Linked DNA regions of Mus musculus: region 2 is linked to region 1. Evidence: chromatin loops called from intact Hi-C (ENCODE). Cell type or tissue: heart. All regions are shown on one strand. Each heading gives the region's core, and the rest is flanking DNA. Links, peaks and the distances in the headings are about the cores only.

What was found. Hi-C counts contacts between places; a loop is a spot of excess contacts. Peaks named below come from ENCODE experiments on the same cell type or tissue, not always from the same donor. Only the 100,000 strongest peaks of a DNase experiment are listed, where the experiment ranks them.
Region 2: it touches region 1 in a loop (5-fold over the local background); 5 of 42 quality-filtered maps call a loop at or near these places.

Annotation. Positions count from the first base shown.
Region 1 is chr13:69,806,537-69,812,661 of GRCm38, reverse strand. Med10 (mediator complex subunit 10) reads right to left here and starts at 2,780. Exons shown (of 4, transcript NM_138596.2): 1 at 2,610-2,780; 2 at 972-1,055. The coding sequence starts at 2,731. In heart, for the core only: no CTCF peak of the experiment used is centred there; a DNase peak (open chromatin) is centred at 2,821; H3K4me3 peaks cover 1,959 bases; H3K27ac peaks cover 1,442 bases.
Region 2 is chr13:69,529,698-69,535,822 of GRCm38, reverse strand. Tent4a (terminal nucleotidyltransferase 4A) reads left to right here and starts at 1,959. Exons shown (of 13, transcript NM_198600.2): 1 at 1,959-2,335. A930018O16Rik reads right to left here and starts at 1,508. Exons shown (of 1, transcript XM_011244606.3): 1 at 372-1,508. The coding sequence starts at 1,508. The coding sequence ends at 627. In heart, for the core only: CTCF peaks have their summits at 829 and 2,833; DNase peaks (open chromatin) are centred at 1,062 and 2,252; H3K4me3 peaks cover 4,548 bases; H3K27ac peaks cover 2,072 bases.

The DNA.
Region 1 (6,125 bases), core at 343-5,342:
AAAGCTTATCATTCATGTGTGTTAAGTTAACGGGTGGCTCCTCAACACAAGGGAGGCTGTGGTGTTTAAGGCTCAAAAGTTGACTGTGACCTCTGTGGCTGCACAGAGCAAAACACTGGGCTGAATTGCTAAGAGCTTACATTACCCTGGCTCTGGAAAGTCCACGTGCTCTCCAAGTGTGCAAGAGCAAGGTTGTGGGAACATGGAAATTTCTCCCATGATACGATCAAGGCCTGTTTGGGAACAAGCTAAAGGCACCAGCTCCTTGGATTTTGCAGAACACTTTCCTCTGAGCTTCTGCTGTGACAGACTCTGGTAGAAAGATGCCTCCCCACAGCCACCTGGACTGAGATCTTCCTCCAACACAAGACGGACCACCTTCCAGGCTCAGCTTACCACGGGAAGCTTCTCAAAGATCAGACTACAATATTTTTCCACGTTTGTGTGTGTCTATATCTATATTTATATCTATAGATAGATAGATAGATAGATAGATAGATAGATAGATAGATAGATAGATAGATAGGCAGGCAGACAGACAGACAGACAATACACTTCACACACACCTCTTGTTGCTTTTCAAGACGGTTTCTCTGTCTAGCCTGGGCTGTCCTGGAACTCTCTATAGGCCAAACTTATCTCCAAGTCAGAGATCCATCTGCCTCTGCCTCCCAAGTGCTGAGATCAAAGGCTTATGCCATCACACCCAGGTATAGCTCTTAAGAATTATGAGGTTTTCCTGTGGCCTGAAGGCCTTTCTCCACTGAACTCGGAAGCATGTTTTTATATTTTCATGTGACACTATTCTCAACAACACAACACTGGAGAGAGAGTTATCCTTTTTTAACCCCATTAGCCTACTACAACCCTAGAAGACTGGTGGTCCTGCCTGTGGCACCTGGGCCTCGCCTCCCTCCCTCTCACTGGCACTCACAGCTAACCAAGAATCAGAGAGACCCAGTGATACTTACTCAAAAACTTCCAGAGGCACCGTGATATCGTGCAGCTGCTGTCTGCATTTATCTATGTCCTGTAAGCCCGTAACAATAAAGTTTCTGGGAAAAAGGCAGAGTGGGGTACGTGGTTAGTTCAGAGGACAGCACAGCACACCCCTACACGGCACTGGCCACTGTGCTTCAATTCCTGAGGGTTAAAACGGCCAAGGTCAAGGACACCGGGGCAGATAACTGAGGTGGCAGCTGGGTATGAGATAGCCACGGGAACTGGATAAGAGAACAAGGCCAGTCACAGCAGGCTCTGGTCTAGGCAATGCGCCAGCTTGTTCCCATCCCACAAAGCCCTCCTTGAGGGGCAAGACCACAACTCTATACCTTAGTAAACATCCCAAGTGAGACACAATCCTGTACCCAGCTTTAAGAGACTGAACTGTGGGTAGAGATGGTTTCTTGGGCAGTCTCTCATTCCAGAAAAGGGTCTCCCCTGGGTGGGAACACAGAGAGGCGGCTTCCAGGTCCAGACACTAGAGGCAGGACTGGCCGTGTCTCAGCTAGGGCTATGCTGGCTTCCTTCTCCCAGATGAACCTGACTACCTGTCTGCTCTGCCTGTACCTTCATGTTACCTTCCTAACCCAGGAGCACCAGCACCAAGGCAGCTCAGTGGCTGGGATCAGAGGGAAGTCGGGAGACTGGCGCTAGCTACCTTAACAGGCTTCTTCCTCCCTAATGCTGCACACACCTGAACCCTTAATTGCCACGGGATTCTGGGGACACCTTTGGACTTACAAAATATGTTCAGATGCTTAATTTTTCCCTTCTAAACTCAGAAAGGAGGTGAAGAGAGAGCAGAGCTTTCTGGAGTGCATGTCACTGAATGGAGTTTCAGGGTAGACAGCGTGGAGAAGTGGGCTCCAGTTTAAGTGCAGTACCCACAGTCAGCAAGGAAAAAGCCCATCCCTAGTGGGTTGAACCTCGGCTCCCTCCAGAACCACTCCAGATCCCTGGAAAGTGTCCCATATATAAGCGGTGAGGCCTTCTCCTGAACACTGTGTTGTTTCCCTGTAGGCCATTCCAAGGCCTACACAAGATACTGTCAAGAAATCAACCCTCTGTGGTGGCCTTCTTCCACAGCGAGGCCTATGCAGCAGGTGGCTCAGGGCCCCCCTGAGGTGTGAAGTCAACCTCCCCAGTGCGGTGGGGTGGGGTGGAGTGTCCGTGGTGCCTACCTCCCCTTACGGCATCAGGGTAGTCCCAGACTGTCCTGTAGGGTCAGAGTGGTGCCAGCCTCCCCTGTGGGGTCAGGAGGGATCCTCCTCCCCTATGGGGTCAGGGTGGAACCGGCCTTCCACGTCCGGCCAGGATGGACCTAGAGCTACCTCTATCCCAGCGGGGTCATGACTGAGCCTCCTCTCCTGTGCGGTCAGATCCTCCTTCCCAGTGGAGTCAGGGTGGAACCGGCCTCCAGTGGGGTCAGGATGGAGCCCGTCCGCCCCGGTCAGGACGGAACTCGCCTCCCCTGTGAGGTCCGGTCAGGATAGAACCGGCCTCCCCTCGGGGACCCGGGATGAACGTTAGAGCCCCAGTGGGGTCCCCAAGGCCGGCGGGCAGGGGCTTCGCACAGACGCGCCGAGCCCTGCCGGGCCGTCACTCACAGCTTCTGGCTCAGCCCCGCCTGGCTGCTGGGCTGGAAGTCGCTGACGATGATGCCGAGCTGCCGAATGTTCTCCACGAACTTCTCCAGGTGCTCCTCCAGATGGTCAAACTTCTCCGCCATCGCCGGCTCCGCCCGCCTCTTAGCCTCAGCTCCGAGCGACTCCGGGTCCACAGTGCTCGCCCGCTTCCGGCTTCCGGAAGCCCACATCCGTTTCCTCGGGGGCGGGGCCTCCTGGGGGCGGGGCCCGGGCGCTATGGGCGGGGCAAGAGACGGGGTAAGCCTTTGAAGGGAAAACCCGCTTGGAAGCTTCTGAACTGTGTGTGTGGGAAATGTTAACCTGGAAAACACAGCAAAGGCATGTGTAAAGGGGCAAAAATGAAAACTCTTAGCTGGTACCTAGCTTTTCTCAGTAAAGAAAAAACAAGTCTCATCAGGGAAGTAAAGAAAGCTAGATTGAAGGACAAGAATTTAGATACAGTGGACCTTGTATGTTCATAATCTGGAAAGCTTGCGAGATGTAAGCAATTTTCTTTAAAAGATAATTATCTGGGCCCAGTGAAATGGTTCAGTGGGTGAAGACGCTTGCTGCTAACCCCGACAACCTGAGTTTGGTCTCCAGAATCCTACATGGCAGGAGGAGAGAACAGAATTCTATAAGCTGCCCTCTGACCTCCAGACAGGTACTGTGTCACAGGTATGCCCACACACGGCATACACAGACACACAATACATAATAAGAAAATGTATTTAAGTGGGAAAGTCAAAATAGAGCCATGCTTTTTAAAACTGGCCAGGAGACAACAATCACTTTCAAAAAGAAAAGAAAGAAGGAAAGAGAGAAGGAAAAAAGGGAGGGAGGGAGGGAGGGAGGAAGGAAAGAAGGAAATACCTAAGCCCTAGGTACTTTTCAACTCACTTTTTAAATTAATCAAACATTAAAGAACAAATTATTTCAAACTTCTGCAGACACTTTTAAGTGCTAGAAAAGGAACATTTCACAATTCAATTAAAAGGGGTGGTGAATTTGATATGAAAACCAGTCCTGAAGGACAAAAAGAAGAAATATAAGTAAGTCTTTCAACCTTCATGAAAGGAGAGACAAGGGGACAAGTGAGAGAGACAAATAGGGAGAATGGGGATGCCAAGGGATGTATACAGGTTCTCTGTGTTAGACTAACAGAACTTAGAGAGAGAGAGAGAGAGAGAGAGAGAGAGAGAGAGAGCGCACACGTAATATGAATTTATTAGAATAACTTATAGGCTGCCGTCCAGCTATTCCAATGGTGGATGGCAGTGAACAGAGAGTCCAAGAATCCAGTAGTTGCTCAGTTCAGTCCGTGACACTGGATGTCTCAGCTGGTCTTTGCTGGTCTTCAGTATACACTGGAATCCCAAAGAATCAGACTTTAATGTCAGTGAAGGAATGGATGTGCTAGCAAGGCAAGGGCAAGCAGGCAAAGAACAAAAGCTTCCTTCTTCCATGTCCTTATATAGGCTTCCAGCAGAAGGTGTGGCCCAGATTAAAGTTGCACCTCCCCACCTCACTATCCAGATCAAAGGTGTATGTCTTTTTATCTTAAAGGTTCAGAGCAGAAATGGATCCACCCACTTCAAACCAAGCAAAAACGTCCCTAACAGACACACCCTCTATTTCTGGATTCCTGTTCATTCCATATGTAGTCAAGTTGACCACCAAGACTAGCCATCCCAGCTCTCCAAATGCCCAGAACTGATATGTTGAATGCATGTATATTTAGTTTTATATATGTGGTGTTAGAGTGTCTGACAGGGTGTGTCAGGGGTGATATAGCAATGGCTGATTCATGGTGGAAAAACTGAGAATCCAGTTGCTGTTCATTCCGCGGAGCTGCATGTTTCTGCGCCCCCAATCTGTTGCTGGACTCCTGGGAGATTCCTGGAGAGCTATCAGGGTATGGTCTTCATTGGGATCTGAAGGTCATTGGATTTAGTATGGGCTCCGGCAACAGGAGAGATGAACTTGCCAGAGAGAGTGAAGGCAAGCAGGCAAAATTTTTCTTCCATGTCTTATAAGCTGTTAGTAGGTGTGACCCAGTGTATTAGTTAGAGTTCTCTAGAGTCACAGAACTTATGGATAGTCTCTATATAGTAAAGGAATTTATTGATGAGTTACAGTCTGCAGTCCAACTCCCAACAATGGTCAGTAGCAGCTGTGAATGGAAGTCCAAGGATCTAGCAGTTACTCAGTCCCACGCGGCAAGCACGCAAGGGAGCAAGAGTGAGACTCCCTTCTTCCAATGTCCTTATATTGTCTCCAGCAGAAGATGTAGCCCAGATTAAAGGTGTGTTCCACCACACCTTTAATCCCAGATGACCTTGAACTCGGAGATTTAATCTTCTGGAATCCATAGCCACTATGCCTCAAGATCTCCATACCAAGATCCAGATCAGAAACTTCTATCTCCCAGCCTTCGGATAAGGGTCACTGGTGAGCCTTCCAATTCTGGATTGTAGTTCATTCCAAATATAGTCAAGTTGACAACCAGGAATAGCCACTACACCCAGATTTAGGGTGCTTTCAAAATCTGATTAGTATCTCTGGGTATGGTAACATACACCCATGATCCCAGTGTGTGGGAGGCAGAGGAAGTCAGATCTCTGTGAGTTTGAGACCAAGCAAGATCATGGAGAGTTTCAGAACATCCAGGACTACACAGTGAAACCTTATCTCACAAAGGAAGAGAGAGGGTAAGACAGATAATCTCTAAGTGGGTGCCCAGCATCTTCGGTTTTAGTTTACTTCAAAGGCAGTCCAATTGACAACCAAGATTAGCCATCCCAAGTTCAGTCCTTGTCAACTTCACACATAATATCAACTCCTTATGTCATGCTTAATTTACAAAGGAAAACAATAACAAGGTCATAATTCCACCTGACATGTTGTAACTAGCCTAAGAACAGCTGCAAACACATATGTTTTATAACGTGGTACACTGTCCCTTGAAGCATGATGACTCAACTTACATGTGACAATATACATTTACAGCACTTGACTACTGATATCTTTAATCAATGTGATATTACATCATATGATAATGAAATCGAGGGAAATGCAAATATTAGCTTAATATATGTGTATGTGAAAGATCCTGGCAGAATGCAAAAGGACACAGAAGCCCTGAAATTGGCAAGATAGACGTCAGTGTTAGCAGAACTAGCTTCACTGATTTAGAAAAATAGAGGTGCACAATGCTCTGGCCACTCCTTGAACCTGTGTGTCTGCCAATGTTCTGACCAGGTGTGTGCCCATTGCTGCACCTTCATTAGACTCTTTCCTTGTACCCCTCCCATACCCATTTCTTGAGAATAGACATTGTTTAGATCTGGAAATCCCCTATTCCCCACTTCTCCTTTCCCCCCTGAGGGCCTATAAAAACTGGGACCTCTTTTCCCTCGAGGTCGACTCCTTTACCCCTGCGTGGGATATGAGTCGTCCCCAGAGCTCTGGCTTTCCCCGAATAAAGCCTCATGTGGT
Region 2 (6,125 bases), core at 776-5,775, 280 kb after region 1:
ACTTAAATATGTATGCATATATGCGTGGACATATCAGACGCTGGGATCACCGGCTGAGTGGGTTAAAAATTAAAGGGGGCAAAGGAAGGAATATGGGGAAAACACCTGGGAGACAATTTAAAAACAGACCAAAGACGGAGGTGACCAATGAGAAGAGAGGCAAGAATTTGTCTTTGGACAGTAGCAGAGCCAAGAGGAACGAGGGACGGAGGAGGGCAAAGACTTTTGCGCTTTTGCCCAGATCCATTAAAAATTGAGTTCAAACAAGAACTGTTTTTCTTTCCCGTAGTATTTAACACAACACACTCTGGGACAGGGCTTCAGGGCTTGCGTGTACTGTTTGCAATCGTCCTGCCTTGGCCTCCCAAACGCTGGAATTACAGGCACTCGTGACCACACACAAAGCATAGGCTCTGCTCATTGGCTGTGATCTCCACATACACCGGTGGTCAGAAAACGCCAGAGATAAAACATTCATTCGCATTAACGCTACTGACTGAAGGCAGTAAGCACGCTACCTGGCCCTTACTTCCACCTTGGTACAGTGTGAGAAGGGCCAAGTACTTGGTAAGGTTTGCTCCACGGTGGTACAGACCACGAGGGAAGCAGTTCTCTTATGCTCAAAATTAGCGGAGCCCGGATGCAGAGGCCCAAGGACGGCAGAGGCAGAGCGGGCACCCGCTGGGCTGGACCCGCACACCAAACGCACAGGACACCAGAGCTGCTTCCGGCTTCACGGGCCGTGGCGCCCGCACGCGGCGCATGCCAGAGCAGGCGCGTTTGGTGGAGCGCGTTGCGAGCGACGGGCCACGCGTGGCCGGCTCTGCCCAGTCACTCCACCGTACAGAGCACGCGAGGAGAAGGCGGGAGGGCGGGGGCTCGACCCGGTGCAGTCGCAGCGGTTTCGTTTTCCCAGGCGGTCCGCGACCGCAGCACACCAGCCGGCGCGGAAACTTCCACCCGGCACGCTGGCGTGTCTGCGCACGCGCAGCGCGGCCCACACAGCCCAGCGCCGACCCGCACCCGCCCCTCCGGCCCCGCCCTGTCTGTCTGGTCTGCATGCGCCCGCGCCACTGTCTCTCCGCCGCCGCCCGGAGCGCGCAGTGCGCAAGCGCGGTAACCAAGGCGGCGCTGTCTAGTGAGGATTTGAAATCCCCGCGCGTGCGCACTGCGCCGCGGCCCGCGAGGGAGGCCGCGCCCCCGCGCCGCCGCCCCCGCGCCGCCTCCCCGCCCCTCATTGGAGCTGAGGCGGCGGCCCCCATCCCTCTCCGTTCCCGGCCGCCGCCGAGGGCGTCTTTCCGCCGCCGCGCCGCAGGAGCGCCGTGACTGACTGACGGCCCGACGCTCTGGGCCCGCCCCCTCGGCCGGTCACCGCCCCTTCGATGGCCTCTCCCTGCCGCCCGCACGCTACGCCGCCGCCGCCGCGGCCCCCTCGCCCTCCCCGCGCCGCCTGAGCCACCGGGACCGCAGCTGCGCCGCGCGCCCCACCGAGCGCCGCCCGCGCCCATCCGCGCGCACCGGAGCGCGGCCCAGGCCCGTCCGTCCGTCCGTCCGCGCGGCCGGCCCGGGGCGCGGCGGGGCGGGGCGCGGCGGGGGCGGGGCGCGGCGGGCGACGCGGGCCCCGCGGGGGCGGCGCGTGGATGGATCCGCGCGTGGCCTGGATCCAGCCGGAGCAGAAGGGGCCGGCCAATGCCCTGTGGATGCAGATCTGGGAGACCTCGCAGGGCGTGGGCCGTGGCGGCTCCGGCTTCGCGTCCTACTTCTGCCTCAACTCGCCGGCGCTGGACACGGCGGCCGCGCCCGGGGCGGCGGGGCGCGCAGCACCAGCAGCAGGAGGCCCGGGGCCGGCGCCCGCCGCCTCGTCCCCGCCGCCGGCGCCCGGCCCCGCCGCGCTGCCCCCGGCGCTGCTTACCGCGCTAGGGCCCGCGGCGGACAGCGCAAGACGCTTGCACAAGTCCCCGTCGCTGTCGTCGTCGTCGTCCTCGTCGTCGTCCAACGCCGAGTCGGGCACCGAGAGTCCCGGCTGCTCGTCGTCGTCCTCCAGCAGCACCTCGCTCGGCCGCGCCGGCAGCGGCCGCACCTTCTTCAGCTTCGCCGACGGTGCTGCCCACGCACACCCGGGCCCACGCGGCTCCACGCCCGCCGGCTCGCCGCCGCAGCACCAGTTCCACCCGGGTCGGCGGAAACGCGAGAACAAGGCCAGCACGTATGGCCTCAACTACCTGCTGTCGGGCAGCCGCGCGGCCACGCTGAGCGGAGGGGGCGGCCCCGGGGCCCAGGCGGCGCGGCCCGGCACGCCGTGGAAGAGCCGCGCGTACAGCCCGGGCATCCAGGGGTGAGTGCGCCCGAGCCGCGGGGCTGCCAGCGGCGCGGGCACTTTAAAAACTCCGTTGGATCGAGATCCACCAGGCAGGGGGGATTGACAGTTCGGGATGGAGGCCTAGGGCTAGACTAGAAAGTGGTTCCTTTCTTTCCTCTGCTCCAGGGCAGGGAAGCAAGGGCTGGCTGTCAGAGTGGGAAGCGTTTACGCGTGTTCTTTCCTGTAGGCTAAATCCTGTATCTTAGTGTAGTGAGGTTGAATGTAAAAAATTTTTGTTCCCTTTTTTTGAGACAGTAGGTTTTTGGTATTGGTGCAGTTTAGCCATCAAGTGAGGTTTAGAAGTGGAGTCTTGTGTGTGTTGAGGTTACCTCGTACGTTTTAATTTTGGGCAGACGTTCACAGAAAGACCGTCACCTGGGGTTTCTGAAAACCACCTAATAGTACTCAGGTTTTTTTCCTGTGAACTCACAGGAAGGTGTTTTCATTTAAAAATTTTTCCATAAGGCTCAGAGGACCTTAGCGGTTTAATGTCCCCAATGACAGCAAGGTGGGGGTGTTGGTCTGGAATTGCCCCAGGTGAGACTTTTCTAGTATGAAGCTCTTCATTCAACCTATTGGTTGAATTTCTGAACATCTAGAAACAAAATAGTGGTTGTGTAGTCTCAAGACTGGTGAGCTTGATTTGCCTCAGTTCCTGCCGCTCTTAAAGGGCGTCTAACCTCCCCCCCTCCCCCTCACTCCAGGGAGCGACATCCCCAGTTCAAGTCCACCCGGGTGGTTGCTAGGCCCTGGGACTCCTTTGAGGTAACTTCTTAGGGGGCTGTTTGCGGTTTGAGGTCTGTGGGGAACACGGATACTCTTTAAGGGGTTGGGGGTGTTACATAGAAACAGTTGTCCCCTCTGCAACTTGTTTCACCTGCCTTGGATCTTTGGGTCGGGATTCTCCAGCATGCACTACAAATCCAGGAGGAGCCTGGTTTCTTCTGCCAGTTCCCCCGCAGTGCTTGCTTGTAGAACTTTGTGAGACAGGTGTGGCCGTGGACCTACGGGAGGTTTCTGGATTGTTACATAACTGTAATGGACATGGTGTCTGCCGGGAGACGGATCCTAGCCTCTGACAGAGTTCCACTTGGGTACTTAGGCATCAGCAGCATGATCTGCCCCTCGGTGAGAGTTGTGTCCCTTGATGTGGTCTCTCTGGTGGTCTGTAAAGCTGGTCAGCCTCTGTGTGTTCTTCTGTGGCGTTTTGTTAGTATGTGTGCCTCTGTGGGCTAGGTGTGCTTTTAGAGTCTAGCATGGGTGCAGTTGGCATGGGTGGCATGTATTTCTATTGATCCCACAAGCATGGTCCCTTCTTTAAATACCCTCCCTTCCTGGTACAGATGAACATTGCCACCTGGGTATTCATACTTGGCTCCTGTCACCCTACTCCCAAGTCTGTAGTTCTTGATTAGCCGCTGTCCCCCAAGTCTGGGTCTCTCTTCCTATGTCAAGCACATTGTAACCACTCTCTGGAGGAGGATGCTCAGGCAGTCCAAGACTGGGGTCTTCTGTGCACTGTGGCCTAGCCTGTGTCCTTGGTCAGCAGGGTCAGTGGGATGAGGTTCTACCAGCCCCCAACTTTCACGAGAGCCTCCATTACTTCCCCCACCCACCCAAGAGAGATGAAGGCCTGACTCGGTGGTGCTTGGGCTCTGCCACTCTTCTTGCCTGAGCCCTGCCTCAGAGCCCCACTTGCTCACTTTAGGGTTCAAAACCCAGCTAGAGTTTAGCGTTGGATGCTGCCTGGTGACTCTTCCTTTTCTGTCTAGGTGGCATGTGTTGAATGGTGACTCCTGGAGGAGGAGCTTGCTAACTGGCTTGGCATGTGTGCGTGAGAGAGTGCCTCCTGAGAGGGTACCTTGTCTGTTTCCTACTGTGACTGACCTCTCGAGGGGGTGGGAAGGAATTAGTGAACGGGCACCAGTAGAGCTGAGCCCTATATGTTAACAGTAAAGGTGGCTCCAACTATTGCTGGTTGCTCTCACGTGAGCTGATCTTGGATGGCAAAAAAAGGACCTGTCTGAAGCTAGTCTTGTGCTGTGTGGGGCCAGCACCAAGCCTGGCTTAGCAAGAGACACAAGTAAGGTTAAGTGTTGGCTTGAGCGTGGCCCAGTTAACAGTGAGGGGGCCTGTTATGTTAGTGAGAGGCTGCTGAGCTTGCTTTCTGCTGCTGGGGACGTGCCTTTGGGGGACTCCGCAGACCTCCAGAAAGGGTGAGTGGTTTTCTGGTGGGGTGAGAGTCTGGGTCTCTGCCCAGGTGGACACGGGGCACTTGCACCTTTCAGCTCTCTGGGTGGAGTTTGCCCTTGGAAACTGCTAGACTGCTTTCGATCCCGGGTAGGATGAAGAAAGCGGACAGGGCTTAGTGTAATGAGCTTGGGGAGGAGAGAAGGTGAGCCCTGCTATGGGAGCTCCCCTGAGCCCAGCTCTGAAACCTTCCTTGGGACATGGCAGGCATAATGTCAGATGTGCCTCTGCATGAGTTTCTTGCTTAGGATGGAGGCAGGCATGGGCAGGCTCTCTGGGTCCTCCCTCCCCCCTTTAACTAACTCACTGTGCCTTCTGAGTCCTTAACTCTGACCCACAGTGTGATTCCTTAGTCCTGGGCAGTCTCAGTGGCTTTAGAAGCTGCTTTGGGTTAAAAGTAAAGAGCATTCCCCTGGAAGTGAGGATTGGAGTGTGGTCCTGACCTCCCTGGTGTCTTGCAGGAGTGCAGATGGACAGGGGAGGCCCCAGCCCTTGCATACACCTGCAGCCCCATGACTTGAGTTGACTCTGAAGGTTGTGTCCTCCCAGGTGTGCCTACAGTGGGCAGCTTCTCTGCAACTCTCTTCACCATAGTTAGTCTTTGAATGTGTCCTGTGCCCTTGGCGACAGGAGTCCCGTTGTCCGTCTGAAGCCGGAGAAGCCTCCAGTGTCAGCAGTTACAGCTTGGCTGTGACTGATGGTGCTCTCAGGGCTGTGGGGTGATTCCCTCCCAGCTCCATGACTGCTCTTTTTGCTGTTCTCCTGTGAGGGAGTCAGAGCTCGGTGGAGCAGCCAGGTTCCCTCTCCTGCAGCACAGCTCCTGGCTGTTCTGACAGAAGCAGATGGCCTTTCCTCAGAAGGCTCCATTGGGAAGGCACAGGTGAGGGCCCAGTGGGTTGTGCTGTGGAACACAAGTGTAGTCACTGCTATCTCCCTCCCTGTCTTCCAGTGAGCATCAGGGGATGCACGGGAGGGAAGAGGGAATCAGGGAAGCTGTAAACCCCGCCTGTGCAGGTGACAGTGGCATAAGAGGTTTCTTTCACAGAGATGCTCAAGGTTGAAGAGGGAGATGAGAACAGTATACTACACAGAGCTTGTTGTCATATGGACAGTGTTACCTCCTGTGCAACCTTCTCCAACTAAACAGCACCACTCTCTTGTCATGGCCAGTCTCCATACAGAACTGGAAAGGCTAGTGAGATGCTGTCCCGGGCAGCTGAGGGGAGTCCCGGAGAACTGCTGCACCACGGCTTGCTCAGGATGGAGAGCTGATGCTGGGGAAGGCTGCCCAGGAGGACAAGGCCAGTCTTCTCTTAGACTAGAATATTAAGCAGGCTGGCGCAGTCCTTTGGAAAAGAGGCCCTAGGGTTGGGGAGGCCTTGGGTTTGGTTCCTAACACCAAGGAGAAAAGCAATAGAAACAAAGAAACAAACAACCATAAAAATAAAAATGGAGTCCCTGAGTAATTTTGAAGAAAAACCATCTAATGCTCATGCTGTGTAAGTTAAGGAGGGCG